4 separate regions of the Homo sapiens genome follow, and regions 2, 3 and 4 are each linked to region 1. A link is a loop called in an ENCODE intact Hi-C map of the cell type or tissue named here. Cell type or tissue: Calu3. All regions are shown on one strand. Region 1 has its middle 77 kb from the start of HTR2A. Region 2 has its middle 340 kb from the start of LINC00562. Region 3 has its middle 160 kb from the start of LINC00562. Region 4 has its middle 480 kb from the start of LINC00562.

Region 1 (8,000 bases):
GTTTTGGGATCCTCGAAATGTCAGAGTGGTTCCAAGGGAGGGGAATGGGGATACTTAAAGGGTAGTGGACAGTGGCTCTTTATGAACTTTTATGAGAACATTTCAATACATTATAACACCATACAGCTGTACTAGTGCACACTGGCTGAATATTAATCATGTCTGACTCCAAAATTCTCTCTCCAGGATTTTTTTTTTTAGGTGAAACGAGCCCAAATATTGTAAAAGGTGATAATGGTGATAGTTACTATGATAGTAACAGTGAGAACAATGTATATATTCCATAAGGGATGGCTTAAGTTTTGATATATTTAATCAATAGAATATAATGGAGCCGGGCACGGTGGCTCACACCTGTAATCCCAGCACTTTGGGAGGCCAAGGCAGGTGGATCATCTGAGGTCAGGAGTTCGAGACCAGCCTGACCAACATGACAAAACCCTGTCTCTACTAAAAATTAAAAATTAGCTGGGTGTGGTGGCATGCACCTGTAGGTCCCAGTAACTTGGGAGGCTGAGGCAGGAGAATTGCTTGAACCCAGGAGGTGGAGGTTGCAGAGAGCTGAGATCATGCCACTGCACTCCAGCCTGGGTGACAGAGTGAGACTCCATATAAAAAAAAATATATATATATATATAAAAATATATATATAATGCAGCTATTAAAATAGTTATAAAGACTTTGATAACACACAAATGCTTATAATACATTGTTGACTTATAACACTGCACATACAGCATATGTTTATTTGAATATGCATATGTATAAAGAGATACACTAAAGTAGAAATAGTTATATTACCATTTAGTACCTTTGTTTCCTTTATTTTTCATTTTAGTGTGGCCATGTTAATTTAAGAACAAACAATCTAAATTTAAAAAGTAGACTAAAGCAATCAAACCCAAACTTAAGCTCACCTTTACTTTCAAACAGACATGCTCTTTTATTTATTCAACATAGTTATGACATTACTTCTGCCATGGACCTCCATCTTGAAAAACACTATTTTTGGAGTTGTGACTCTTTACATAAACAGAGTTATTATGATTTTATATATATATATATTTTTATATATATAATCATATATATATGATTATATATGTGTATATATACATATATACACATGTGTATATACATATAACTTATTTTAAGAAATCAACCCAGGTGCTTGTGGGAACTAGCAAATCTGAAGCCAGCAGGCCAGAAACTCAGGCATGAATTGATGTTGTATTCTTGAACCAAAATTTCCTCTCCAGTAAACCTGTTTTTGCTGTTAAGTTCTTCAAGTGACTGTGTGAGGCCCACCTGCATTGCAAGGATAGTCTCCTTTACTTAAAGTCAACTGATTGTAGATGTTAACCATATCTACAAAGTCCCTTCACTGCAACACCTGGATTAGTGTTTGCTTAAATAACCAGTACTATAGCCTAGCCAAGTTGACACATAAAACCAGCCATCATAAGCACTGACCACTGTCTGTATTTTCAATTCCTGTACTTATATTTCTGGGATCAAATAACAATTGGAACAATCCTTGGGATTTAGGATTTAATTGCCTTTCTCAATTCTATACATAGTTGCTATCACTATCACCATCATTTTCCTCCTTAAAATTCACCGATGGCTCTCTGTGTCCCTTGGAATAAAATGTAGGCTTCTCACCAAAGAGTCCATGCAGAATGTCTGAACTGGCTCCGGTCTTCCTCTTTATCCTCATCTTTTACCGTTCTCCCCTTACACATTATGCTTCTTCAGCCAGTCTCCCCGCTTTCCCCCACTAAGGCATATCAAGCTTCTCTTCTCTCCAGACATGTGCCCAAATTGCTTGTATGAAATGCTTTGTCCTCAGCACTTTCAACCATGTAATTCAGGCTTTAAAGTCTAGTTGGTATTTCTACATTTGTTAAAATTTGTTGGCATTTTATACATAGGACCCATCACATTCTGACAAATGTTATGAAATATCTATATTTTTATTTTGGCAGAAAATAAATGGAAGAAATCATGTGAAAAAACATTCTCATTGGCTTGATATGTACATATCTTTCTTCATAAATTGCTTTTGTGGCTTCTCATTTTAGGAACGGTTGGAGGGTAAGAAATAATTTGTTTTCTGAGCATTATGGTTATATTTGGCCACAAGCATTTACTACTGAACTTTAAGCTGTTTAAAATGGGGTTAAACTGTGTATGTAATAGGAAGGGGAAGATAAATGAATTATTTGCAGCTGCTTAAAGTTTCACATTGATGAGCTTCCAGCAGAAAGAGCTTGAGGCATGTGCTCTTATGACTGAGAAGCTGCCACTACGATGGGTATGGTAGAAATTGCAACAAGGTAATGGATACATTTTTACATTTTCATCTCTGGTTGAATATCTTTAATCTAAATATGTGTGGCATTGTTGTATTGCTCTTGTTTTAGAAATCCAGTTCTCTAGAAGGCAGTCCTAGTTGGTCCAGAATTGAGTAGCATTCATTAATAGTTTAGTTTGGCTTGTGTTATATAAGATTCTAAGCCAGTCCCTGTCTAATCAACATTGTAGCTGTTACTGTTATCATTTTTATTACTAGTCATATAATTATTACATTTCTAATGATAATGTTTTACATAAAAATTATTTTAAGGTTCAGAAGTATAACAGATACCTTAATTTGTATGTAAACGTTGAAAGACATTTTAAAAGGTGAGGCATGTTTAATTCTGATGAATAAAGACTTATGGGATATATTTTTAGTTTGTCATGCCCGTAAAACTCTAAATGACAATTTGTTTTGCAATATACATTCACCTTCTTCATTTTGATGGTCTCGTTTTTGCCTCTGCTTTTTAATTTTTTCTCATATTATTAATCTCTAAATTTGTGTGCTGTTGGATTTTGCAGGAAATCGCAGTTATTTAGTATAGACCTTCATTTCAGAGGTGAAAAAATTGCAGTTTGAGGAGAGTGTAGGGTCATATCAACATCTGTTAAGAGTACATAGTTTAGAACTGATGTCAGCAAGATGGTGGAATAGGAAGCTCCAGACCCTCTTCCTTCCTGTGAAGACATAAACTCAACAATAATACACGGACCAGTTCTCTTTGTGAGAAATCCAGAAACAAGAGGCTCCTGTGTTCCAGGTGATCTTGAAACCAGCGACATCATAACTGAGAGAAACATTTGTGGCACTCACTTGCTATAGTCTCTCCCCCTGGCTCACCGTGGCACAACTGGGAGAAAGTTTTCAATTCCCAGCTTCTTCTTGGTGAGGAAAATAGAAAACTGGATTGTACATTCAATGTTCAGAATTTTCCAGAGGCTTCTGAGGGTGTGATTTCTGTCTTGTATGAATCTAAGTGCAGACAGGAAAGAGCATCAGATTGGAGCCACTGAGAACAAACGCAGTGGTTTGGAGCACTCATTCACCATAACTACCTACTCCTGGCTTAGTGCAGAATATAAGCAGGAGAAATCCCTGATCTCTTGGCTTCTCTCTGGGGAATGAAAGAGTTACAGCATGCATCCAATGTTCTGGCTTTTCAGAAGGCTCCCTGATGCACTGGTTTCTGTCTTACGTGACTTGGAGCATTTATGGGATTTGGCATGTTCTAGAAGCTGTAGTAATGAGAAAGCTGGGCACATGCAGCATTCCCAGAAAACCTGCAGTACCACAGACAGACACCAGAGGGAACAAGAGGCTATGAGCTCCTGAAAAAGGAAACAAATTCCTTTAATCCGGAATTTATACACACAAGTACATAGGAAGCACATCCACAGAAAATCTTTGAAAGGCCCTCAGAATCTCTAACCAGGATGATTGGTGAAGGTCTCTCCCTGTAAGAAGCCCGATTGTAAAGAATGGAAGAGGTAGCTGTTTCTTTTGAAATGTGTGGATTCCAGCACAAAGTTACAAGGCACGGAAAGAAATGGAAATATGGCCCAATGAAAGGAACAAAATCTTCAGAAACTGATTTTAAAGAAATGGAAGGGCCAGGCACGGTGGCTCACGCCTGTAATCCCAGCACTTTGGGAGGCCAAGGCGGGCGGATCATGAGGTCAGGAGATTGAGACCATCCTGGCCAACACAGTGAAACCCCGTCTCTACTAAAAATAAAAAAAAAATAGCCGGGTGTGGTGGTGGGCACCTGTAGTCCCAGCTACTCGGGAGGCTGAGGCAGGAGAATGGCATGAACCCGGGAGGCGGAGCTTGCAGTGAGCCAAGATCACGCCACTGCACTCCAGCCTGGACAACAGAGCAAGACTCTGTCTCAAAGAAAAAAAAAAGAAAAAAGAAATAGAAGTATATGAGTTAACTGACAAAGAATTAAAACTGCCATAGAGATGCTCAATGAGCTGAGGAAAATGAAGTGTGAGCAAATTTACATTATCTTATCAACAGAGAAAGAGAATGTGAATAAGAACCAAACAAAAATTTTAGAGCTGAAAATTATAACTGAATTGAACTATTCTATAGAGGGGTTCAATAGCAGACTTGAACAAATAATTAATGAATTTGAAGACACATCATTTGAAATTATCCAGTTAGAGAAACAAAAAGAAAAAAATGAAAATGAGTTAAAGCCTAAGGAACTTATGAGACATCATCAAGCAGACCAATATTTGCAATATGGGAGTACAAGGAGGAGATGTGAGAGAGATAAGGGAAGAAAATATTTTTGAAGAGATAATGGCCAAAGATTTCCAAATCTAGAAAAGGAAATGAACATTCAAATTCAAGAAGCCCAATAGGATGCACTCCCAAAATTCCACATCAAGACATATTAGAAATGTAAAAAGTGGCAGACAAGGGGAGCAATTTGAAATTTTGAAAGCAGAAAGAGAAAACTGACTCATTCTAGCCTCCTAGAAGACTACCAGAAATTTTCAGCAGAAACCTTGCAATTGAGAATGGGATGCCACATTAAAAGTGCTGAAAGAAAACAACTGCCAACCAAGAATACTATATTCAGCAAAAGTATTCTTTAAAAATGAATAATAGAGACTTTCCCACATAAACAAAAACAGAGGGAATTCATTATCATTAGACCTGCCTTATAAGAAATACTAAAAGGAGTCTTTCAAGTTGAAATGAGAGGATGCTAGACAGCAACATGATAGCATATTAAAATATAAGGCTCTCTGGTAAAAAATATATAGGGAGCTGAACAATGAGAACACATGGACACAGGGAAGGGAACAATACACCCTGGGGCCTGTTAGAGGTGCGGAGGATGGGGGAGGGAGAGCATTAGGATAAACAGGTAATTCATGTGGGGCTTAATACCTAGGTGAGTGGTGGGTTGCTAGGTGCAGCAAATCATGGGTCATGTTTACCTTTGTAACAAACCTGCACATCTTGCACATGTATTCCAGAACTTAAAATAAAGTGGAATTACATTTAAAAAAAAACTCAGAATACTATAATGCTATAATAGGGGTGCATAAATCACTGAATTCTGATAGAGAAGTTAAAAGTATAAAAATATGACAGTATACTAATAGATATACAATATAAAACAATGTAATTTGTGACATCAATAACATAGAATGGTAGAGGGGGGACAGAAAAGCTTAGAGTGTATGCAGTTTGATATGATTTGGCTGTGTGTCCCTACCCAAAACTCATCTTGAATTGTAATCCCCACTTGTCCAGGGAGGGACCTGGTGGAAGGTGATTGGATCAGGGGAGCAGTTTCCCCCATGCTGTTCTTGTGATAGGGAGTTCTCACAAGAGCTGATAGTTTTTTAAGTGTTTGGCAGTTCTCCCTTTGCTTGCTTGCTCACTCTCTCCTGCACCTTGTGAAGAAGGTGCTTGCTTCCTCTTCACCTTCTGCCATGATAGTATGTTCCTCAGGCTTCCCCAGCCATGCAGAACTGTGAGTCAATTAAACCTCTTTTGTTTATAAATTACCCAGTCTCAGGTAGTATCTTTATAGCAGTGTGAGAACAGACTAATATACAGTTGAAGTTAAATTGTTATCAGGTTAAAACAGCTTCTTATGATCATAAAATGTTTTGTTAGTCTCATGGTAAGACACAAAAAATACCTATAGAATATATATTAAAGAATATAATGGAGTCAAAGCATATCACTAAAAAAATCAAAACACAAAAGGAAGAGAGCAAGAGAAGAAGAACCAAAAAGCTACAAGACAGACAGAAAACAACAAAATAGCAATAGTAAATTTTCTTTATCAGTAATTACTTTAAACAGTTTAATAAATTCCTCAAAGGACATGAAGTGAATAATTTAAAAAATTCAAGTGTATGCTACAAGAGCCTCACCTTAGATGTAGGAATGCACATATGCTGAAAGGGATGGAAAAAGATACTCCATGCAAATGGTACCAAAAAAGAGCATTTTTTAATGTATATTTATGAACTGCAACATGGTGTTTTGATATATGTATACATTGTGGAATTATTAAATCAGGCTAATTTAATTCCATCAACTGATGTGCTTATATTTCTGTGGTAAGAACATTTAAAATCTCTTAACAATTTTCAAGTGTACAGTACATTATCATTAATTATAGTCACCCTGCTCTGTAGTAGATTTCCAGAACTATTCCTTCTAACTGGAACTTTGTGCCCTTTATCATCATCTCCCCATTCCCGGCCCCTTTTCCTTAGCACTTGGTATTCATCATTCTACTCTCTGCTTCTAGAAATTTGATTTTTTTTTTTTTTTTACATTCCACACATGAGATTATACAGTATTTGTTTTTTCTGTGCCTAGCTTATTTCACTCGGCATATGCCCTCTAGGTAAATCCATGTTGTTGCAAAGGACAGAATTTTATTCTTCTTAAAGGCTGAATGTTGTTCCATTGTGTATATATAGTATATTTTCTTTATTCATCTTTTGGTGGACACTGACTGGTTCCTTATCTTACCTATTGTGTGGATAATGCTGCAATGAACAGGGGTGTGCATATATCTCTTCAACATACTGATTTCAGTTTCTTCGAATATATACCCAGTTGTGGGAATATTGAATCATATGATAGTTCTGTTTTTAATTTTTGCAGGGATATCCGTACCATTTTCCGTCATGGCTGTACTAATTTACATTCTCACAAACAGTATGCAAGGGTTGCCTTTTTCCATATCTTCATCAACACTTGTTATCTTTTGTCTTTTTGATAAAAGTCACTCTAACTGGTGTGACCTGATAGATTATTGCGGTTTTAATTTGCATTTCCCTGATGACTAGCGATGTTGAACATATTTGCATATACCTTTTGGCCATTCTATATGTTCTTTTGAAAAATGTCTATTCAGTGCCTATTCTTAAATTGTGTTGTTTTCTTGCTATTTGGATTGTTTGGATCCCTTATACACTTTGGATATTAATCCCTTATCAGATGTATGGTTTACAAATATTTTCTCCCATTCCATAGAAACAACATTCTTGAGCAACCAGTGGACCAAAGATGAAATCAAAAGAGAAATTACAAAATATCTTGAGACAAACAAAATGAAACACAATATACCAAAGCTTACTGAATGCAGAAAATAAGTATTATGATGGAAGTTTATAGTGATAAATGCCTATATTAAAAAAGATGATAGATCTCAATAAACAATCTAATCTTATAGTGCAAGGAAGTAGAACATGAAGAACAAGCTAAGCCCAAAATTAGAAGGAATAAAAAGATTAGAGAAGAAACAAATAGAGAATAGGAAAGCAATAGAAAAAAATGGATAAAACTAAAAGTTGTTGTTTTGGAAAGATCAACAAAATTGAGAAATCCTTAGCTGGAGTAAGAAAAAAGAAGACTCAAAATCAGAAATGAAAGAGGAGATATTAACAACTGATGCCACAGAAACAAAAAGGATTATGTATTAATCTGTTCTCATGATGCTAATAAAGACATACACAAGACTGGGTAATTTATTTATTTATTTATATTTTATTATACTGTAAGTTTTAGGGTACATGTGCACAACGTGCAGGTTTGTTACATATGTATACATGTGCCATGTTGGTGTGCTGCACCCATTAACTCGTCATTT
Region 2 (8,000 bases), 620 kb after region 1:
CTCTTTCAACCTTGAGTCCTTTTGTAGAAGCGCTAATCCCACTCATAAGAGTTGTACTTGTCCATTCTCACATTGTTATAAAGAAATACCTAAGACTGGGTAATTTAAAGACAAGAGGTTTAATTGGTTCTGCAGGCAGCACAGGAAGTATGGTGCTGGCATCTGCTCAGCTTCTGAGGAGGCCTCAGGAAGCTTACAATCATGGCAGAAGGTGAAGGGGTAGCAGGCATGTCACATGACCAGAACAGAAGCAAGAGTGAGGGGGGAGATGCTACATGCCTTTAAACAACCAGATCTCACAAGAACTCACTCACTATCATGAGGATAGTACCAAGGGGGATGGTGCTAACCATTCATCAGAAAACTGCCCCCATAATCCAGTCACCTCCCACCAGGCCCCACCTCCCACCTTGCAGATTACATTTTAATATAAGATTTGTACAAACTTAAACAAATTTACAAGAAAAAAATCAAACAACCCCATCAAAAAGTGGGTGAAGGATATGAACAGACACTTTTCAAAATAAGACATTTATGCAGCCAACAGACACAGGAAAAATGCTCATCATCACTGGCCATCAGAGAAAAGCAAATCAAAACCACAATGAGATACCATCTCACACCAGTTAGAATGGTGATCATTAAAAAAGGAAACAGGTGCTGGAGAGGATGTGGAGAAATAGGAACACTTTTACACTGTTGATGGGACTGTAAACTAGTTCAATCATTGTGCAAGACAGTGTGGCGATTCCTCAAGGATCTAGAACTAGAAATACCATTTGACCCAGCCATCCCATTACTGGGTATATACCCAAAGGATTATAAATCATGCTGCTATAAAGACACACGTATGTTTATTGTGGCACTATTCACAATAGCAAAGACCTGGAACCAACCCAATTGTCCATCAATGATAGACTGGATTAAGAAAATGTGGCACATATACACTATGGAATACTATGCAGCCATAAAAAAGGATGAGTTCATGTCCTTCATAGGGACATGGATGAAGCTGGAAAACATCATTCTGAGCAAACTATCACAAGGACAGAAAACCAAACACCACATGTTCTCACTCATAGGTGGGAATTGAACAATCAGAACACTTGAACACAGGGTGGAGAACATCACACACCAGGGCCTGTCATGGGGTGGGGGAAGGGGGCAGGGATAACATTAGGAGAAATACCTAATGTAAATGACGAGTTAATGGGTGTAGCACACCAACATGGCACGTGCATACATATGTAACAAACCTGCACATTGTGCACATGTACCCTAGAACTTGAAGTATAATAAAAAAAAAAAAAAAGATTTGGGTGGAGACATACATTGAAACTATATCAAGGGTGGTGCCCTCACAACATAATCACCTCCCAAAGGCCACACCTCTTAATACTGTTGTATTGGAGATTAAGTTTCTATTTGAATTTTGGAGAGAATACTATCATCCAAACCATGGCTTTCTGCCCCTGGTCTCCTAAAATTCATGTTCTTCTCACATACAAAATACATTCATTCCATCCCAATAGCTCGAAATATTCTTAACTCATTCCAGTATCAACTTTCAAGTTTGAGTCCAAAGTCTCATCTAAATATCATCTAAATCTGATATGGGTGAGACTCAAGGCACAATGCAACCTAAGGCAAATATCTCTCCAGCTGTAAAATCAGCTTGTTTGTGAAATCAAGCAAGTATGCACTTCCAAAATATAATCGTGGCACAAACATACGATAGGCATTCCCATTCCACAAGAGAAAACTAGGCAAGCATAAAGGGGTAACAGGTCTCAAGGAGGTCCAAAACCCAACAGGGAAAATAACATTAAATCTTAAAGCTTGAGAATAATCTTCTTTGACTCCATGTCCCACTTTTCAGACATACTGGGGCAGGAGTTGCATTCCCAAGAGTCCAGGGTACCCTGCCCAATGGCTTTTCTGGACACAGCCCACACTGCAACTCTAACAGGTTTGAGTCAGAGGCCTACAGCTCTCCCAAGCTGGCATTGCACACAGGTGGCTTTTCAGGCCTGGGGTCTCAGGGATGGCCCTGCTCCAGTGGCTCCACTAGGCATTGCCCTAAGTTGGGGCTCTCTGCAGTGGCCCTGACCCTAGGGCTCTGCTGGGCACTGCCCTAATTGGAGCTCTCTGTGGTAGCCCCACTCCTGCAGCAGGTCCAAAGCGTGGGCCTCAAGGTTCTCTGAGGCACCTTTGAAATCTAGGTGCAGGTAGTCATGCTCCCTCAGCTAATGCACTCTGTACACCTGCAGAGTTAGCACCTTACAAACACCATCAAGGTTTATGGCCTGTATCTTCTGAAGCAGGGACCCAAGCCCCACTGAGGCGCATTTGAGGCACAGCTAGTGACACTAAGGAATGCTGCTTTGAAATTCAGGGAGCAGAAACTTGAGAAGGCCCTGAGCAGTGAGCTCTGAGGTCCCTCTCTTGAAATCATTCTGCACTCTGGGCCTGTAATGGGAGTGGCAGCCTAGAACAACTCCAAAATGCCTCTGGAGTCATTCTTCCATTGTCTTAATGACTAGCACCTGACTTCCACCTATTTATACTAATCTTCTTTTCAAGTGTAGCTTTGTCACACCCTTGGTATTCTCTCCCAAACTCAGTTTGTCATTCTTTATATGGCCAGGCTAAGAATTTTTCAACTCTTTAAATTCTGCTTCTCTTTTGACTATAACTTCTGTCTTTCATTATTTTCTCTCTTTTCAAATTTCACTATAAGCAGCTGAGAAAAGCCATGTGGCACCCTGAACACTTTGCTTAGAGATTTCTTCTGCCAAATATCCTAGTTTATTGCTCTTAAGTTCTGCCTTCTACAGAGCATTAGGACATGGACATAATGCAGCCAAATTCTTTGCCACTTCATAACAAGGATGGCCTTTCTTCCAGTTTTCAATAAGATATTCCTCATTTCCATCTAAAATCTCATTAGAATGATCTTTACTTTCCATCTTTCTACCAGCATTCTGATCATAACCACTCAGATCATCTTAAGAAGATTCAGGCTCTGTTTACAGCTCTCCTCATCTTCTGAGCTCTCACCAGAATTACCATGGCAATGTAGGCTTTTTCTAGCCTCCACCGCTACAATCTTCCAGCATCCACCCATTACCCAGTTTCTTGGTATAAATTTGTTTGGCCTGCTATAACAAAATACTCTGTGTAGTTTATGAAGAATAGAAATGTGTATCTTACAATTCTGGAGGCTGTGAAGTCCAAAATCAAGGTTCCAGCAGGTCTAGTGTCTGGTGAACACTGTTTCCAAGATGGTGCCTTATTACTGTATCCTCACATGATGGAAGGCAGAAGACCAAGAGAACACTTCCTTCAACCTTGAACGCTTTTATAAGGGTGCTCATTCCATTTATGTAGGCAGAGCCCTCATGACTTAATGACCTTGCAAAGGCCACATCTCTTTTTGTTGCATTGGGAATTAAGTTTCAACATGAGTTTTGGAGAGGACACAATCATTGAAATCATAACACACAAGCTCAAAGATGTGTTATGTAGGCACTGATGATAAAGCCTAGAGACTGTAATGATCCTGGGCATTTGAAATTGCTGAGAGATACATAATAGGAATATGAAGAAATAGGTAAGAAATAAACTTTTTTTCCCATAGCTCACAGGCAATACATCCTCATTATAAAGAAAAAAAGATTTGCATGATCAGCATGAAAGAAGAAATCATGAATTGCACTTAGCTAGGACAGAACGTAAGATTACCCTGCATTTAAAAACCGGAAAATCGGCACACACTGGAAATCCTTATTTGAGCCTGATGATGTGATAATAAACTAGAGCTGTTTTAACCACTTTTTGTCTTTGTTTTGTTTTCTATAAGACAATTTGCCTCTTGGCCTGTACCATTCCACCAAAACTACCCTTCAGAGGTCACTAGTATCTTCCTCAGCACTGCCAAATCCAATAAACTTTTTCTAGTTCTCGCCTTGATTGACCTAATTCAGCACTGTTGACGACTCTCACTGCAAAGCTATCCTTTCACAAGCCTCCCTCTTCTGCTTCTCTAACATTTTCGACAGATTGTTTTTTGTGTGTTTTAAATCACCTCTTATAAAGACTCTCATCCCATGCCTTCACTACAGGGGAACCTCAGGGTTTTGTCCTCAGCCATATGTATTTTGTTTTAATCTAAACTCCTCATGCCCCAAACTATAGCACTGGCTGTTCCAGCACACCATGAACAGGAGGTTCTGCCCTCTATGCTTTTGTTCATGCTTCCTCCTTTGCCTGTAACATCCTTTCCTCTCCCTTCTTTTCTGTCTATGGAAACCACTTCCTTCAATATCTAGTCAAGTGTTACCTCATTGGTGAAAGTGTTCCCTGATTTGCTGTCTCAGTTAGCATTTTTTGCAAAAATCACTCCAAAATGTAGTGGTTTAAAACAGCAACCATTTATTTAACTCATATTTGATGGGTTAGAAATTTAAGCTGAGCTCAACTAGGCAGCTCTTCTGTTTCCTGCAGTCTCAGCTGGGATTTTTTGTGTGTCTGTGCTTAGCTACTGACAGGCTAGTGTTGGAGATTCTTAGCCAGGAGACCTGGCCTCTGCTCCACATGGTCTCTCATCCTCCAGCAAGCTATCCCAGGCTTGCTCACATGGTGGCAGCAGGGTTCCCACAACAAGAGAGGAAGTACATAATAGCTCTTTAGGCCTAAACTCAGAACTGGTACACTGTCACTTCTGATCCATTCCATTGGCCAAAACAAGTCACAAGGCCAGCCCAAATTCAAGGGGTACAGAAATAGATTCCATGTCTGCATGGGAAATTACAAGGGCATGGACACAGGAAGGGGATAAATTTGTAACCAGTTTTTGCAACATACCACACTCCCTTATACAAAAGGAACACTAATCACTCTCTTCCCATGCAATATTGTTCAAATCCCAAGTGCAATATTATGTTATTCACTTAGCTGTACTCCTTTTAAAGAAAAAATATCCTAGTGGACTACTACTGTGCCATCTACATTTCCCTATAGTTGGAGTTGGAATAGAGAAGCCATATTTTATTTATCTTTGTATACGTATAGCTCCTAGCGCAAGGTTTGATACCAAGTAAGTGTTCAATGTATACTTACTAAATGCTGATTAAAATAAATGGATGACTTTTTTATCCAAAAATGGTTTCTGTAATTAACTGTAATTGTTTTTGCAGAGTTAATGGTGGTCAGTCTTTTTATCAAAGATTTAAAAACAATGGTAAATACTTCTTAATTTCATGTTCCCAGATTTCTTGAAGTTTACAACTTTGTCTTTACAAAAGTGCTTCTCAGATTTTAAAAAGTCTAGAATCCTTTTATGTTTTGTTTTGTTTTGTTTGAGAGATGGAGTCTTACTCTGTCGCCCAGGCTGAGTGCAGTGGCACAATCTTGGTTCACTGTAACATTCACCTCCCGGGTTCAAGAGATTCTTCTGCCTCAGCTTCCCAAGTAGCGGGTGAGGGGTGAAGACAGCTGGGCTTCTAGGTTGGGTGGGGACTTGGAGAACTTTTCCGTCTAGCTAAAGGATTGTAAACACACCAATCAGCGCTGTGCCTAGCTAAAGGTTTGTAAACTCACCAATCAGCACTCTGTAAAAATGCACCAGTCAGCACTCTGTGTCTAGCTAAAGGTTTGTAAATGCACCAATCAGCACTCTGTAAAATGGACCAATCAGCAGGACATGGGTGGGGCCAAATAAGGGAATAAAAGCTGGCCACCCAAGCCAGCAGCACAACTTGCTCAGGTCCCCCCTTCCACGCTGTGGAAGCTTTGTTCTTTCGCTCTTCACAATAAATCTTGCTGCTGCTCACTCTTTGGGTCCACACCACCTTCAAGAGCTGTAACATTCACCATGAAGGTCTGTGGCTTCACTCCTGAAGTCAGTGAGACCACAAACTCACCAGAAGGAAGAAACTCTGGACACATCTGAACATCTGAAGGAAAAAACTCCAGACACACCATCTTTAAGAGCTGTAACACTCACTGCAAGGGTCTGCGGCTTCATTCTTGAAGTCAGCAAGACCAAGAACTCACTGGAAGGAACCAATTCCAGACACAACTGGGACTACAGGTGCATGCCACCACGTCCAGCTAATTTTTGTATTTTTTTTTTTAGTAGAGATGGGGTTTCACCATATGTTGGCCCAGCTGGTCTCAAACTCCTGACCTCAAGTGATCTGCCCACCTCGGCCTCCCAAAGTGCTGGGATTACAGGTGTGAGCCACTGCACCCGGCCTAAACTCCTTTTAAAGAAAAAATATCCTAGTGGACTACTGTCATGTTGACATAAATTACTGATCTTATGCTACTCAACATGTACAAACATAAAATTTGATATAACTCTTGTAACTCTTAAATAACTATAAAAAACCAATATAAAAACTGCAAAGCCAATAGAATTCCAATTAACATTAATTTAATGTGACACATAATCTTGATTTGCTAAAATTAAATCACTGCTTACAACAAGAACAGGGATTGATTTGTTATTGTGCAGGTTCATTTGAGTTGGTATGCCTATAATAAATATTGTAGGGGCATGCCCCTGTGTTCATAATCTCAGGTGTACCTGAAAATCATTTTCTTCATTACTTCAGTTTCTCAATTTAATTTCTCTTTTTAGCTGTCATCTGCCATGACAGTTGAAACTTAATCTCAGTCAGTTGAGGGTTTGTCTTGCTTCTCTCCATGACTGCACTTAAGTTCTGTTGTTCTTAGATGGTACCAAAGTGTATTGAGTTGGGAGAGGGATGTATAGTAGGAGAAAGGGTGGTGGAACAGAGAAGGTCACAGTCTGATCTTCAAATCCTCCACCCACACCAGTGCTTGTGGAGAAACCCATTGTCAACATATGCTAGTTACCATGAAGAATTCCCTCATTTCTATCCATTGCACTCCTTCAGTTTCCCAGTGCTCTCTTCTCATGTCTACGCCTAGCTGAGGCACAGAAATGTGCATCACACGGTCAATCATTCCATCTTCCCAGACATACTCAATAGCCATAATCCATGTGGGTTTTGCCACCTCCAGAGGACTCTCTAACCCTAGAAGCCAAGTCCAGATATCCTCTACTCTTGGGTTCCCCAAATATATGTTAAGATTTATCATTCCCTACACAGTCTGTATAGGAATCAAGATGCACAGGAAAGTTGAAGGATGATAGGGCTCTTCTAGCCTGTCTGCTAAAAACTGTATAGACGAAAACAATTGTTTAATATTTTAAAAATATTGAGTCACATTGCCATTTGCTGTTTGACAACTTAGTTATCCCTTCACTTTTATCTACTCAAACTTCTACTCTAGCACACCGTGGCATCATTCAGCTGTCACTTGGCATTAACATTCATATTCATATACAATCTGCCTATTTTTCTCACGAACACATAGCAAACTCGGGCACTGAAATCAAGTGGAAATATTCTACCATATTTCCATAAAAATAATGCAGACATATAAATAATCTAGAATATTCATTTGTTGAAGAGGAGGGATGGCGTGAGTTTGGATTCCAAATGAAAATATATTATCTGAAAAATTTTATAAAGAACTCTCAGGGGTCTAAGAATACATGTTTTAGTCTCAGGAGGCTGGGAACTCCACTTTGAAAAAACATAGAATTACAACAACCTTCTCTTTTTTCAACCCACTTTCATGAAAAGAGATAAGTTCAAGACTGGTAAGTGGTTTTTAGTTTGATTATCTTTTAGTTTTACTTTCAGATGACATTTTGTGGACATATATTACATCATCAGTGAGACACTTCCAGTTATCCCTGCCATATGTCTTACTTCAGGGAAAGACCATTCTTAGTTTCTGCAAACCTACCCAGTGTTATTGCCTGTTTCCTGACCTCTGCCTGGAAAGCATAGTGTTTGATCCTTTTCTCCATGCAGTGCAAATTCTTATTAATTTTAGCATTTTACTTTTTTCTGCTATTATTCCTCAGTTTTTGTCAAACTCATTTTTACCTTCTGTCC
Region 3 (8,000 bases), 800 kb after region 1:
ATTTAGGATAGTTTGCTGTTCTTATTGAATTGAACCCTTTACCATTATGTAATGCCCTTCTTTGTCTTTTTTTGTACCTTTGTTGGTTTAGTCTGTTTTGTCAGAAACTATGATTGCAATGTCTGCTTTTTTCTGTTTTCCATTTGCTTGGTAAATTTTCCTCCATTCCTTTAATTTGAGCCTACGTGTGTCTTGGCATGGGAGATGGGTCTCTTGACAATAGCATACTGATGGGTCTTGACTCTTTATCCAGCTTGCCATTCTGTGTCTTTTATTTGGGGCATTTAGCCTATTTACATTTAAGGTTAATATTGTTATGTGTGAATTTGATCCTGTCATCATGATGCTAGCTTGTTATTTTGCAGACTTCTTTATGTGGTTACTTTATAGTGTCACAGGTCTGTGTATTTCAGTGTGTTTTTGTAGTGGCTGGTAATGGCTTTTCCTTTCCATATTTAGTGCTTCCTTCAGGAGCTCTTTCAAAGCAGCCCTGGTGGTGGTGGATTCCCTCAGCATTTGCTTGTCTGAAAAGGATCTTATTTCTCCTTCACTTATGAAGTTTTGTTTGGCTGGATATGAAATTCTGAGTAGGAAATTATTTTACTTAAGAATGTTGAATATTAGTCCCCTTAGTTCCCAATCTCTTCTGGCTTCTAGGGTTTCTGCTGAGAGGTCTGCTATTAGTCTGATGGGTTTCCCTTTGTAGATGGCTTGGCCTTTCGCTCTGGCTACCCTTAATATTTTTTCTTTCATTTCAATGTTGAAGAATCTGATGATATTATAGATCTTCTCATGGGGTATCTTACTGGGGTTCTCTGGGTTTCTTAAATTTGAATGTTGGCCTGTCTTGTGAGGTTGGGGAAGTTCTCCTGGATGATATCCTTACGTATGTTTTCCAACTTGGTTCCATTCTCCCAGTCTCTTTCAGGCACCTCAATCAGTCATAGGTTCAGTCTTTTTACATAGTCCCATATTTCTCAGAGGCATTGTTCATTCCTTTTTATTCTTTTTTCTCTATTCTTGTCTGCCTATTGTATTTCAGAAAGACAGTCTTCAAGTTCTGAAATTCTTTCCTCCACTTGGTCTATTCTGCTATTGATACCTGTGATTGCACTGTGAATTTCTCATGTTGTGTTTTTCAGCTCCATCAGGTCAGTTATGTTTCTCCCTAAACTGGGTATTCTGGTTATCAGCTCCTGTATTGTTCTATCATGATTCTTAGCTTCTTCACACTGGGTTACAACATTCTCCCGTAGCTCAGCGTAGTTCATTTTTAGCCACTCTCTGAAGCCTACTTCTGTCAATTCAGGCATCTCAGCCTTTGCCCAGTTCTGTGCCCTTCCCAGAGAGGTGCTGTGGTCATTTAGAGGAGAAGAGGCACTCTGGCTTTTTGAGTTTTCAGCCTTGTTGCATTGATTCTTTCTCATCTTTGTGGGCTTATCTACTTTCCATTTTTGAGGCTACTGACCTTTAAATGGGGTTTTTGTGGGGTCTTTTTTGTTGATGTTGATGTTGTTGCTTTCCATTTGTTTGTTTTTCTTTTCATAGTCAGGCCATTCTTTCACAGGGCTGCTGCAGTTTCTTGGGGGATCGCTCCAGACCCTAGTTGCCTCAGTTTTCCCCTTACCTGGAGGTATCACCAATGAAGGCTGTGAAATAGCAAAGATGGCAGCCTGCTCCTTCCTCTGGGAGTTCCATCCCAGGGGGCTAGTGACCCGTTGTCAGCCTGGATGCTCCTGTAGGAGGTGTCTGGAGACCCCTCTTGGGAAGTCTCACCCAGTCTTGGGGGACAGGATCAGAATCCTTCTTGAAGGAGCAGTCTGGCTGCTTTGGGTAGAGCAGGTGTGCTGTTTTGAGGGGAACCCTTCCTCGTCCAGACTGCCTGGACTCTCCAGAGCCAGCAGGTTGGCAAGGCTGCATTGACTGAACCACAGAGATGTCAGCTGCACCTCCCTGAGGGGCTCCATCCCAGGGAGAGATCCGAGTTCTTTCCATATAACCTTGGCTGCAGTTGCTGAAATTCCTGCAGGGAGGCCCCACCCAGTGAGGAGGGATGGATCAGGTTCCCTCTTAAAGACGTTTTCACTTTGTTGAAACACAAGGGGAAAAAATAAGCTATAAAGTGTTATGTTTATCAAAGTATAAAATAATGATATCCTTATATCTTTTTCTCTTTTGACAGACATTAACTTCTCAAAGGAAGTGATCAAGATCAATTGGAGAGTGTGCTGCTAATGAGTAAAACATGAAGGACTGGAGGAGGATGAAAAGTCATTCTCTTATCTAGCAAGGAATGACAGGAACTCATCTTAATTAGCATGAAAGGAAAACCACCATGGAAGGGAAGACTTTTAGGGAAGGTGTTGGGGTTCCTACCTTGTTAAGGTAGGAAGTGTAGATAGTCCTAAACTTCAAGAAAGTTAATGCAATGAGACCCTTCATAGTGCAAGAGGTGAAAGGGTAAAAGTTGCCCAATCCCTAATAATATAAATTTGCAAAGAGACCTAAGGAATTGTTTTTTGTTGTTTTTTGTTGGGTTGTTTGTTTGTTTTGAGATGGAGTTTCGCTCTTGTTGCCCAGGCTGGAGTGCAATGGCACCATCTCAGCTCACCACAACCTCCACCTCTCCGGTTCAAGCAATTCTCCTGCCTCAGCCTCCACAATAGCTGGGATTACAGGCATGCGCCACCACGCCCGGCTAATTTTGGTTTTGTTTGTTTGTTTGTCTGTTTTTAGTAGAGACCGGGTTTCTCCATGTTGGTCAGGTTGGTTTTGAACTTCCGACCTCAGGCGATCCGTCTGCCTCCGCCTCCCAAAGTGCTGGGATTACAGGCATGAGTCATCGTGCCTGGCTAGGCATTGTTTTGCAAGGAGCAGACTCCAGTGTCAGTTTGTTAACAGTGCTCTTGGGGCTTCTGGTGCCTTGGAAAATGACTTCAATGGGCCAGAAAGAATTGGGTGTCAAAAGCTGTATCCCTAAGAACTCAAGTGTGTGATACCCTTTACTAAACATGACAAAGAAACAGTGGGTTATACACCACTGAAGACTAACCTTTAAAGATTCTCAGTGGCTTACACAGACCTGAGCCAGAAGCAGGCTGGCAGCATCTGTCAAAATGACTGACTGTTCACAGTGACACCGTGTGGCTGCAAGAAGTAATGACAATATCTGACCCATCTCCATGTTTCCCTCACTAATCGCAACCCTTACATACATGTAAGTCCCTAGAGTTCATAAAATATCAGGAAGCACACTAAAAGGAAGATGCTGTGAACTTCCTCCAAATCTGGCATTAGCGAGTTCCGCTTACCTTGTGGTTTTTTCTGTTGTTGTTACTGTTAAAATGAAAAACAAAGAAGTTACAGCCATAATTGTCCTGTAGTACTGTATATATAGCAATTCAAACTGGAAAAAAAATTTGCAACTCATATCACAGAAAGAGGAGCCTTTTTAAAGATCCCTGGAATCCTTTTTATAGAGGAATTATATTGGAAACTCTGGAACTAGATACACCAGAAACTATCAGTCTGAATCCAAGGGGGCTCCAGGCCCCCAACCTCCACAGCTGTGTGGCTGCCTGTGTGGCTGCAGAGGATGATGTATGGCCCAAGAGCACTGCAGAACACTGGGTCAAACCCAGTTTCTGGATGACATAAAACTGGGGAAGAATTTAAATCAGAGGATGATATCACCACATATCTGTGTGCTGCAGAGGATGTTTTTTAAGGGTATGAAGAGGACTAGGTAAGAGTGGGAACAAGATGGCAAGAGTTTCACCAAAGGACAGACAACCTTTTGACAGGTATCAGGTCATAAATAATGTTAGACATCTATACAAGCAAAACATGCCGAACTGAATTTATTCATAAATATAAAGTCTATTCATAAATTATTATAACAGGCAAGAAAATCAATCACATAATACTAATAAGAAATCTCTGACTACCTTGGAAATATGACTATCATCACAATATTCTTAAACACTTTTCTGTTGAAAAGTTGTTTTATACTAGATTTTTTTTCCTCAAATCCAGCTTGTAAAAATTATTTTCATCAAAATGCACTCAAATTCCACTGAAAACTAGGGGATTTAAATGTGTTGTGATGAAATCATGTTTCCAAGCTAATTTTTAGGGAGAATCTAATAAAAGAATTCTTAACAGAAAAGTACAGAGTGCCTGCTGGGATAAAAATGAAGTGAAGTTTCAAGCAACTTTTGAGTAAAAATCTGGTAGAAAACACTATTTTTAACAGAAAATGTGAAAATTAAGCATGTTGTAATGCATGTCATGTTTTCAAGCTAGTTTTGAGAAAAAAAATCAGTAAAAAAACAACATTTGAAATAGAAACATTTGGGATTTAATCCTGTTGTGTTTTCCAAGCTAGTTTTGAAGGACATTTTAGTATAAAAGACATTAATAACAACAACAACAACAACAAAGAACAGTTCAGGAATTAAGCAATACTATTGAAACAATGGACACAGACTAACCCTCCGGAGGTACCCTCAAGTTGACATGAGATTGTCCTAAATATGTCAGAAGTGGTCAGGCCTTTGTGTCATCTGCTTCTCAGCTTTCCCCAGTGACCAGGTATAGAGTGTAGGCTGTCCCCAGGTTTGGGCCAGAAACTTGGGTGAAGCAGTTGCCTTTACCTCAGGGCGATTCCCTAGAAGTGACTGAGCTGTGAGCTGTCAGCAGCCTGGGAAGTGAATGCCGGAGTCCTCTTTGGGGGATCTGGGTAGTGCTTGCAACACTGTGGGCAAAGAGCATCTGCAGGACATTCAGGGAATTTAGGAAGAGGTATGAGACGACACCACAGAGAACTCCAGGTACATCAGAGCTTAACAGTCTCACTAGCTCCAGAACAGATGTCTGAATGAAGATTCAAGTTCTCAAACAGGCAGCAAGAAACTGTTTTAAAATATTTAAACAAGAAAAAGGGAGGGAAGCTAAACAAGGTAACCTTTTTCACCATGTGGAAACTGACATATTCCAACACCACATGCTGTTGAAATACAAGAGACTACTTAGAATAACAAAAGCAAGTTCTATCACAACTTCAGATGAGAAAGTCTGGGATTGCCTTGATGCAGCTGTGTTGTAGTATGTACAGGATGTGGAAGAGAGTTTTTCCTAATTCCCAAAATTTGAAGCCAGCTACCCCAAGCTGAGACCAAGAAAACAACACATAACACACAACTAGAGATGGACACCCACCACGGAAGACTCTCAAAGTTCACTGCCCATCCCTCTCTTAGTCTATAAATGCAAACCTGAGAATCAAAGAAATCATTGGAGGATACAAGTCAATGGAAATGCAGTATTCATTATGAGTTTTCCCCACCCTTCCCTGGGATCCCTATCTCAGGTCAAGCAAGCAACTGGCCAAGAGAATCATTCTACTTGGCCACCAGAAGTGATACTAGCATTTTATTCTCTCACTGGGCAGTGGCCTTGCTGATCTCTCTGTGTGTCTATTTGAGAAAAATGCAAGAGCATGGGGACAGGGTTGCCAGATAAATTATACGATGTATGGAACTTACTTATACTAAAAAATATGCATTGTTTATCTGAAATTCAAGTTTAACTGGACATCAATCACTTCTTGGCCCTTTGGCTAAGATCTAGTGCAAATTCAGCTGGGTGTCCTGTGTTTTATTTGCTCAACCCAGCCATTGGAATTGGGAGGAACAGCAAAGCAGAAAGAGCTGGAGGCAGATGAACAGCGGAAAATGGACAAAATTGAAGGTAGCTGGACTTGAGCCAGCTTGCAGATGCCCACGCAAGATCCTGCTGGCAGGTGGATCCCAACAATGAGAACCTGTAGAGTGGATTGTCTGGGATGAAGACTCTATAGAGGAATCAGAAAAGATCAGGAACCTGCGGGGAAGCTCCAAAGCGTTCTACAAAGAACCCACTCACACATATGTCCTGAAAGAGGGGAATGCTTGTCCAAGAGACATTTACTCAAAGCCAGAGAAGCAAAGTAACAGCAGAAAAATGATGAAGATGTCAGACAAGAAACACTGTGTCTTTCCATATCCCTCCACAGCTCCTACCAAAGGAGACAGAAACCCAAAAGAGCAGAGGTGGAGGAAGAAATGAAAGGGCAGGTTCTGCAAGTCTCCTGACCACAGACAGAAAGGGGAAAGGAGGATGATAGAAAATAATCATTAAATTGGATGTCCAGTTGAAATTTTAAGCTGGGTCAGTACATTCATTATTGATATAGGTTGGATGTTTGTCCCTTCCAAATCTCATGTTGAAATGTGATTCCCAGTGTTGGAGGTAGGGCCTGGTGGGAGGTGACTGGATCATAGGGGTGGATCCCTCATGAATAGTTTAGCTCCATCCCCTTGGGGATAAGTAAGTTCTTGCTGTTAGTTCTAGAAAGATCTAGTTGTCTAAAAGTCTGGGACCTCTCCTTTCTCTCCCTCTTGTTCCCTCTGTCACTATATGACATACTGGTTCCCCTTCTCCTTCCACCATAATTGGAAGCTTCCTGAGGTTATCACCAGGAGCAGATGCTGGCACCACACTTCCTGTACAGCCTGCAGAACCATGATCCAAAACAAACTCTTCTTTCTTATAAATTACCCAGCCTCAGGTATTTCTTTATAGCAATACCAGAATGGACTAACACAGTTTGGTCTCTTATAAGAGATGTAGTGGCTTAAAACCACACACATTTACTCTGTTTCTATGGGTCAGGAATCTGGGTACAACTTAGCTGGGTGTTCTGCTTCAGGCTGCAATCAGGATGCTAGCTGGGGTTACAGTAATCTCAGGGCTCCACTGGGAAGAATCCACTTCCAAGCTCATTCATGTGGTTGTTGGCAGGATTCCATTACTTATGAGCTCTTAGACTGAGGGCCTCAGTATCTCCCTTCCTGTTGGCCAGAGGTGACCCTGAGTTCCCTGCCATATGGGCCTCTCCAACATGAGGGTCATTCCAGAAGCTGCCTCCCACAGACTGCATTAACAGAATAACTGAAAGTGATCTGAGGGCTATGGTGCTACCCAAAATGTCATTTATGGCTGGAGAAAGAAGCCTGAACAAAGCACAGGTGAAAAAGGCATTGGAGAAAAACATTCAAACATTTACATTTATATCCATCAAGTTCAAACAGTTCTATAAATTGGATAAAAGCATTTACCTTCTTAAAGGAGGCATCAATTGAGTAGTAAGGAAGGGAGACAGTGTGGTCATAGAGGGATCTCCTGAACTCATTCTTTTTTTTTTTTAACTTTTTTTTAAATTATACTTTAGGTTTTGGGATTCATGTGCAGAACGTGCAGGTTTGTTACATAGGTATACACGTGCCATGGCAGTTTGCTGCACCCATCAACCCGTCATCTACATTAGGTATTTCTCCTAATGCTACCCCTCCCCTAGCCACCCCCACCCAACCCGTGTGTGATGTTCCCCTCCCTGTGTCCATGTGTTCTCATTGTTCAACTCTTACTTATGAGTGAGAACAGGTGGTGTTTGGTTTTCTGTTCTTGCATTAGTTTGCTGAGAATGATGGTTCCCAGCTTCATCCATATCCCTGCAAAGGACATGAACTCATTCTTTTTTATGGCTGCATAGTACTCCATGGTGTATATGTGCCACATTTTCTTTATCCAGTCTATCATTGATGGACATTTGGGTTGGTTCCAAATCTTTGCTGTTGTGAACAATGCTGCAATAAACATACGTGTGCATGTGTCTTTATAGTAGAATGATTTATAATCCTTTGGGTATATATCCAGTAATGGGATTGTTGGGCCAAATGGTATTTCTGGTTCTAGATCCTTGAGGAATCACCACACTGTCTTCCACAATTGTCAAACTAATTTACACCGACAACAAAAAAAGAAAAATTCAGGCCAATATCCCTGATGAGCATTGATGTGAAAATCCTCAATAAAATACTGGCAAACCAAATCCAGCAGCACATCAAAAAGCTTATCCACCACAATCAAGTCAGCTTCATCCCTGGGATGCAAGGCTG
Region 4 (8,000 bases), 480 kb after region 1:
CTAGGGGTGAGAGGAGGGAACTTAGAGGATGGGTTGATGGGTGCAGCAAATCACCATGGCACATGTATACCTATGTAACAAACCTGCACGTTCTGCACATGTAACCCGTTTTTTTTTAGAAGAAATAAATTTTTAAAAAAGAAATTTCTCAAAGTTCCACCCTCTAATCACCTGCTGCAGAAACACTGGGTACTTTTTTTTTTTTTTTTTTTTTTTTACATAAATGCAGATCTCTAGACCCCATCCCAGATCTGCTGAATCTGGGTAATATCCAGGAATCCACATTCTAAACAAGCCTTAGGTGGTGTTTATATACCCTAAAATTTGAAAACCCCTGATATTAATGCATCTTAGTTCCTGTAAGGTGTTCTAGTCCTTTATCCCTTTACAGTGCTACTTTGAACCTAGAGGTACATCTTTGATTAACTGGAACTTTAAAGGTCAATGTTCCTGTAGAGAAAGACTGGAAAACCTTTCCAGTTTACATTTGAAGCAGTGTATTCATTGCTAGAAAAGAAGGAACAAGTTGATTTTACTCTGGAGCAGCAGATCCACCTTCTGAGGTTCCCATTTTTATAATTTTGGATAAGCTTGCAACTATCTTTGTGAGACCTGGCACCCTCACACTCAGCTTGCATCATTAGCCTTCACATGAGTCCTGGACAAGTTCAACAGGGAACCTGTCCTTGAAAAGCTAATGAGATCTTCCATAAGCATGTATTGCTTTCACTGATTTAAAATAAATATGTAACAGAAAGGACTCCTTTTCAAGCTAAAGGGAAACATGGAAGTGTGCAAAAGGAACTGTGTCAGGGTCCAGAGATTTGCCTCTGTCAACAGTGTGTTCTGGGACTTCAGGTGGGCACTACGTTCTCAGCAATCATTACTAATTTCTAAAGGTAGTGAGGTTGGATTTAAGAACTTCTATGCTTCCTTCAAACATCAACGAAATGTGTTTTATTTTTTCCTGTAAGGTTTAAAAATGATTTAATTTACAGCTATTAGTTTTAACAGAAAATTGTTAGTTTCCATATGTGTAAAAGTCTAAAACTAGCACTGAGAATATGCATTGTGAGGTTTTTAGCCCATATTTGAAATACAGATGTTATAAAGCATTATTATGCCTCAGAGGAAGTTTGGAGTTCTGAACACTTTGATTTGCTAAGATTACACTGCAAAACATATCAGTAAAAAGTATTTGAGGAGTAATTTTATTTCAGTAAAAGAGACTTCATATTAGCTATTTTTATTCATAAAACATCCTAAGGAATATGTATTTCAATATTACTATGTATAGAAATTATTAATAACACCTTGATCTCTTAGTTCTTTCACTAGAAAGAACCTAGATTTTCTTATTTTTATTTTTTTAGATTCATGGAGTACATGTCAGTTTTGTTACATGGATATATTGTATAGTGGTGAAATCTGGGCTTTTAGTGTACCCATCACCCAAATAGTGAACACTGTACCCAAGAGGTAATTTTTCAACTCTCTTCCACCCTCCCTGCTTTTGAAGTCCCCAGCATCTGTTATTCCCTTCTGTCTGCCCACACGTACCCATTGTCTAGCTCCTACTTATGTGAGAACACATGGTATTTGATTTCTCTGTTTTTGAGTATTTCACTTAGGATAATGGCCTCCAGCTCCATCGAGTGTGATACTGGTTTCATAGAATGAGTTGGGGAGAAATATCTCCTCCATTTTTTGGAATAGTTTCAGTAAGATTGGTACCGGCTCTTCTTTGTATGTCTGGTAAAATTGGGCTATGAATCTGTCTGGTCCTGGGCTTTTGTTAGGACATTTTTTATTACTGATTTAATTTCATTATTGGTCTGTTCAGGATAATCTAGATTTTATATTTCAAACGTCTCACAATTTCTTCTACTAACAGCATTTTAGTAACTCAGTGATACCCTATTCTATGATCCATATCTCCTAAATTATCTTTAAACTTTAAGCTTTAAAAGTGATGAAATAATTAAGATACATGGTTTATATCTCAGATACTAACTTCTCTGGAGTACACTCTCCAGTATAAACTGTACTAGAGAATCTGAGAATGGAAAGAATCCTAACCAGATTATCATTTATCGTCTTGCCATAGCTCCACTGAGCCATCATAAAACGTGTGGAACAGCAGGATTCTTAATTGTCCTACATGACAAGGCTAATGTTTTTGAATTCATTCATTATCCAGAATTTTCCCCAAAGTCTTGCCCAAGCTCCAAAGAATGTAACTTGAGGCTTAAGTTTCCTTTCATTGTTGGTTGCATAATTCTCTGAGAGGCAATGACAAGAAAGTCCTTCCATCCTGAAAGCTAGGAAACACTGACCTTTAACTTAAAGCCTTTCTTAAGTTTGAAAATATGACGACTGTGTGTGCAAAATATTCTAAGTCCTATAGAATGCCAGGCTGATACAAATCTAAGTTCTGCTTCTTTTAAAAACAACACTTTAAACTTCAAACTAAGCCTTTTCTTATGTAAAAATTTCTGCAGTAGCAAATTGAGGGCCCTGAAAACATTTCTACCAGTAAAACTGATTCCACTCTCTCCCCAGACCTCCTTAACAGAAAGCAGGAGCAATAATCAAGCCCTTTGCACCTGCATCATTAGCAGCTCATGTCCTTATCCAGCAAGTACAGTGTTACCAGAAATCTTCCATCTTAGACTGTGAAGAGTCCTGGGTTTTAATTTGCACCTGTGTGTATTTCATTAAAGCAATGAGCCTCAAATTTTACAATACCAAGGTTCAGATTACACAAGTAAATGGGACTTACTTTGTATAATGCATTGTCTACTCAGTAGCCACTCTCTGCCAGCTCTGCCCCCATGTGACCAATGTGCTGTAGGGCATATGGGTCAAAGAGAAAAATGCAAGGGAAACAGATTGGTCATGGTATTACAATTAATGGTCATGTGTTTTTGGTTCTGCATTGAAAGAGAAGTAGCTGTAGTTTAGTGAACTGGTTATTGCATATGATTTCAAAAACCCTAAGTTCAAATTCCTAGTCTGCAACTTAGTGGTGTGTGGCTTTGAGATGATCACTCAACCTCCCTGAGATTATTTCTTCATCTATCAAAATCAGGCATGATGACAAAAGAATACACATATAGATCAATGGGTCAGAATAGAGCCCAGAAATAGACTCACACAATACAGTAAGACAGTCAACTGATCTTTGGCAGAGGTGCAAAGGCAATTCAATGAAGAAAGGATAGTCTTTGTCTTTTCAAGAGATGGGACTGGAACAATTGGGCATCCACATGCAGAAAAATAAACCTAGACTCAGACTTTATGCCATATGCAAAAATAATTAACTCAAAATGGGTCATATGCCTAAATGTAAAATGCAAAACTAGAAAACTCTAGAAGAAAACACAGGAGACCTGTAATCCCAGCACTTTGGGAGGCCGAGGCGGGTGGATCATGAGGTCAGGAGATCAAGACCATCCTGGCTAACAAGGTGAAACCCCGTCTCTACTAAAAATACAAAAAATTAGCCGGGTGCGGTGGCGGGCGCCTGTAGTCCCAGCTACTCGGGAGGCTGAGGCAGGAGAATGGCGTGAACCCGGGAAGCGGAGCTTGCAGTGAGCCGAGATTGCGCCACTGCAGTCCGCAGTCCAGCCTGGGTGACAGAGCGAGACTCTGTCTCAAAAAATAAAAATAAAAAAAGAAAAAAAGAAAAAAGAAAACACAGGAGAAAATTTAAATGACCCTGGGGTTGGCAATTACTTTTTAGATAAAATATCAGAAGCACCATCCATTTTTTTAAAAATTGGTAAGTTTGACTTTACTAATCAAAGACTTCTTCTCTATGAAAGACATTATTAAGAGAATAAGACAAACCACAGACTGGGATAAAATATTCATAAGAAATATAACTGACTTAAAAAAACACGTGTATCCAAAATATAAAATTGGACATAATGAAAATTATACAATTATACACAAGACTTGATTATTGTTCTTGCTCCTGATTTCTGTAAAGGAAGTTTGTGAAGAGACAGTGGAATCAGTTTTGCTGAGAGAAATGTTTGCAGGGCCCCAGATTTGCTACTGTAGATATTTTTAGGGATGAAAAGGTTTAGTTTGAAGTTTGAAGATTTTTTTAAAATAAAGCATAATAATAATTTAGATTTTATCAGTCTGGCATTCTGCAGGACTTAGAATATTTTGCACATATAGTCATCATTTTTTCAAACTTAAGAAATAGGCTTTAAATTGTCTTGGGTTAATGTTAAATGAGATATCAATTTTAAAAGTTTCTGACATACAAATAAAATTCAGTAACAGTTTCCTTTTTCTTAGTAAGTTTTTTATTTTTTTATTTCAATAGGTTTTTGGGGAGCAGGTGGTGTTTACATGGATAAGTTATTTGGTGGTGATTTTTGAGATTTTGGTGCACACATCACCCGAACACTGTATACTGGACCCAATGTGTAGTCTTTTATTCCTCGCCATGCCCCAAACTTTCCCCCAAGTCCCCAAAGTTCAGCGTATCATTCTTATGCCTTTGCATGCTCATAGCTTAGCTCTCACATGTGAGTGAGAACATACAATGTTTGGTTTTTCATTCCTCAGTTATCTAACTTAGAATAAATGGTCACCAATTCCACCCAGGTTTCTGTGAATGCCATTATTTTGTTTCTTTTTATGGCTAAGTAGTATTGCTTAATTTGAGGGCAAATATAATAAGTTATAATGCAGACATATAACTGCATATACATGTCTAAATATAGACATTTGATTTTCTAAGTGCCACATTCACTGGCTCACAAGATACACTTTCTGGGGATGACAGTGGATATTTTCTTATTGCTTCACTCATCTAGCAGTTATTTCTTAAGAAGGAAGCAGCCCAAAAGAATTCCCAGTTTACAACATGTCCAATTCTATGTCTTCTGTGTGAAGAATTAATAATGACTCATGCTTTCTGGGAAAGACAGAAAATGACAATCATAAATGCTTATGAAAAGGATATTTAAGATTACACAAAGTATTACTTGGATCTATACCCATTGCAAATTGTTCCAAAACTTGTTACTCATAAAACCCAAATTCTTGCCTGGGCATGGTGGCTCAAGCCTGTAATCCCAGCACTTTGGGAGGCTGAGGAGGGTGGATCATGAGGTCAGGAGATGAAGACCATCCTGGCCAACATGGTGGAACCCCGTCTCTACTAAAATACAAAAAATTAGCCAGGCGTGGTGGTGCGCACCTGTAGTCTCAGCTACTCGGGAGGCTGAGGAAGGGGAATCACTTGAACCTGGGAGGCGGAGGTTGCAGTGAGCCGAGATCGTGCCACTGCACTCCAGCCTGGCAACAGAGCAAGACTCTGTCTCAAAACAAACAAACAAACAAACAAATTCTTTGGAGAAATTCAAGATGATGGATAAGAAATTCAACTTATAAAATCACTCAGCAATATCTGGTTACTATTTTTATGAGTAAAGAATCAAATTGTACAATATTTAAATGATATGCTATCTTCATAATATGTTTTTCTCATATTTTAATCCCAAAGTAGTAAGTTAGGGGAATATAAGTTAATATCTTATTTTTTGTAGCAAGATGGGCTTCAAAATGTTCTGCTATATTGACTCCTATCAACACGGGCTGATTGGTCTACCTGAAGGAGCATGATCTACCATGATCCATTCCTTCTCTGAACATCTATCATTGATTTATTTAGAACCAGCACCAGGCTGACTGGACCTTTACTACTAGTCAATATGCCTAAGCTTTCTCTCCCCCGATGAAATACAAATTTCAGTAACTGCAAAGACTTTGTCTTACAGTTTGTCAAAATTCTCAGAGCAGGGTCCAGGAGACAGAGCCAAAAAGAGTTACAAAAGAAGTAAAAACTATGGACCCTGATAGGAAAACTAAAACGGGTATCTAAAACAATACAAAAAGCTGATAGGTATCCTTCTCTTTGGTAATGGAATAATTGTTACATCCTAAAAGCTAACAACCCACATAAATCTGACAATTTTTATTTATATTTTAGAGACAGAGTCTGGCTATGTTGTCCAGGCTGTAGTGCAGTGGATATTCACAAGTGCGATCCCACTACTAATCAGCACAGGAATTTTGACCTGTTCCATGTTCAACCTGGACCAGTTCACCCCTCCTTAGGCAATCTGGTGGTCCTTCGCTCATCATATTGATACCAAACTCAGTGTGGACACTCAATCAGCATAGAGCACTACAGCCCAGAATTCCTGGTCTCAAACAATCCTCCTACGTCAGCCTCCCAAATATTATAGCTGGGACTATAGCCACACACCACTGTGCCCGGCCTAACAATTTCTTTAATGGGAATATTTTGCAAAGAGGAGGATTCTTGTTCTACTTTGCAGTTAAAAAAAATAGGAAAACACCCAAAGTAAGGTCGCTGGACAGAATATACATTGTATCTACTCTGGCTCCATGTATTTAAGTAGATAGCATGTTAAATAAACTTTCTGGAGGGAGCTGGAGTTAAGTCTTAAAGCAAGAAAGGATATGGGGAGGAGGGCAGGTGATAGTGCTGGATGAGCCATGAAACAGGAATTAGTTTTAACAATAGCACAAAGTGTATTAAAAATAAACAACCCAGTGCTAAAATGTAGAGCCCTTTGGCATATACAGAGGAAAGAAGATGGAAAGAAAGGAGGAATTGAGTTGATGGAGGGCACTGATGAGCTTGCTGACAGTATGCTGCATCTCAAGCAACTTACTTAAACTTCCCTCATTTTAAATGTCATTGCGTAAAAGTGATCTCCAATGCCCCCTGTCTGCCATGTGTTTTTTCAATCGAGCACTTTTCATAACAAAAGCCTTTAGGATTAGCTGCCTCTTGCATTGGTAGCTGTGAGAAAGAACCTGAAATTATTACCAACTGAAACTGGAGAAAGAGGGCTTTAATGTGGCCTCCTGTGGTGTGGGCTAATGCCAAAAGGGGTTCAGACTTATAATACTAAGGACACATATCTCATAATCCTTTTCCCAAAATTTTCCCCACAGATTGAAAGTCGCAGCTTTTATACTGGGGTGGGGAAAAAACAAGTCAGGTCTGAAAGCGGGACAAAAATAAATCTCTCTCTTCAAAAGTCTGATTAGCATTCTGGATCTAGATCTTGGGTGAGTTTATACTTCTCTTCCACTAATAATTCCTTCCAGTCACGATACTGTCCAGTGGAGATGAAGTTTGAGCAGTTCCATCTTTCCTACCAGATGATTGTGGGAAGTGAATATGCTTTAAATATAATCAGCCTATTATCTAGCTCAAGGAGTAAAGTGTTCTTTTTAATTTGACTATCATCACCCCATAAGAAGCGCATCCTCCATATGCTGAAGTGCGGTAACCTGTGGGCTGCAGCTTTGCTTTTGCACTGCAGATTTTTCAATGTAATTGCATGTAACACTTTATTTATAGTAATGTAAAAGTACTTAAAATCCAATTACATAGCTGGAAAGTGCATATCTCTAAACAGATGCAGAATAATTAAAAAGAAATCCAGTACATATCTATAGAAACTCTTTAGAATTAGCAAAATGACTTATTTCAATATCCTCTGAGCAGCTCCTCTGGTTGAATTGCCAGCCTATATTAGGTACATTAGCCTAATACACATTTCATATGGCTTAATGGGGAATTAAAATGTAGTTTCCTTGCATTTGTTTTTCTTTTTTAGTTTATGACCCAGATAATTCCTGTAGTAGTGATATGTTTCCACGAATTTCCTTTGCCCAGAGATGGTTTGAGTGAGTACAGTTCCTTGCTGGGGCCAACCTTGGAGGTGTTTAGTGGTGGACAGAGGGTAAAAGGATTGTGTTTTCAATGTGGATAAGAAAAGTGTGGCTTTATGAGATGATATTTGCTGACTGCATCAAGCTTCCTATATTTCATATCTAAAAAAATCATAATTGGGAATTCCACCACCCTGGGAAATCCCTGGTCATTATCCACTCATTCTAAGAGCAGATAGGAATACCATGAATAATGGAAA

Evidence for each region. Peaks named below come from ENCODE experiments on the same cell type or tissue, not always from the same donor. Only the 100,000 strongest peaks of a DNase experiment are listed, where the experiment ranks them.
Region 2: a loop joins it to region 1, with 4 times the contacts of the local background. A loop is called at or near these places in 12 of 110 quality-filtered maps.
Region 3: a loop joins it to region 1, with 4 times the contacts of the local background. A loop is called at or near these places in 37 of 110 quality-filtered maps.
Region 4: it touches region 1 in a loop (5-fold over the local background); 8 of 110 quality-filtered maps call a loop at or near these places.

What each region holds. Positions count from the first base shown.
Region 1 is chr13:46,970,445-46,978,444 of GRCh38, forward strand. No RefSeq gene overlaps it. Among named protein-coding and RNA genes, the nearest start is that of HTR2A, 77 kb to the left of the region's middle. In Calu3, no CTCF peak of the experiment used is centred here; a DNase peak (open chromatin) is centred at 3,657.
Region 2 is chr13:47,590,399-47,598,398 of GRCh38, forward strand. No RefSeq gene overlaps it. Among named protein-coding and RNA genes, the nearest start is that of LINC00562, 340 kb to the right of the region's middle. In Calu3, no CTCF peak of the experiment used is centred here; a DNase peak (open chromatin) is centred at 4,623.
Region 3 is chr13:47,771,194-47,779,193 of GRCh38, forward strand. No RefSeq gene overlaps it. Among named protein-coding and RNA genes, the nearest start is that of LINC00562, 160 kb to the right of the region's middle. In Calu3, a CTCF peak has its summit at 3,137; DNase peaks (open chromatin) are centred at 2,818 and 3,118.
Region 4 is chr13:47,452,927-47,460,926 of GRCh38, forward strand. It overlaps the pseudogene RN7SL700P. Among named protein-coding and RNA genes, the nearest start is that of LINC00562, 480 kb to the right of the region's middle. In Calu3, no CTCF peak of the experiment used is centred here; no DNase peak of the experiment used is centred here.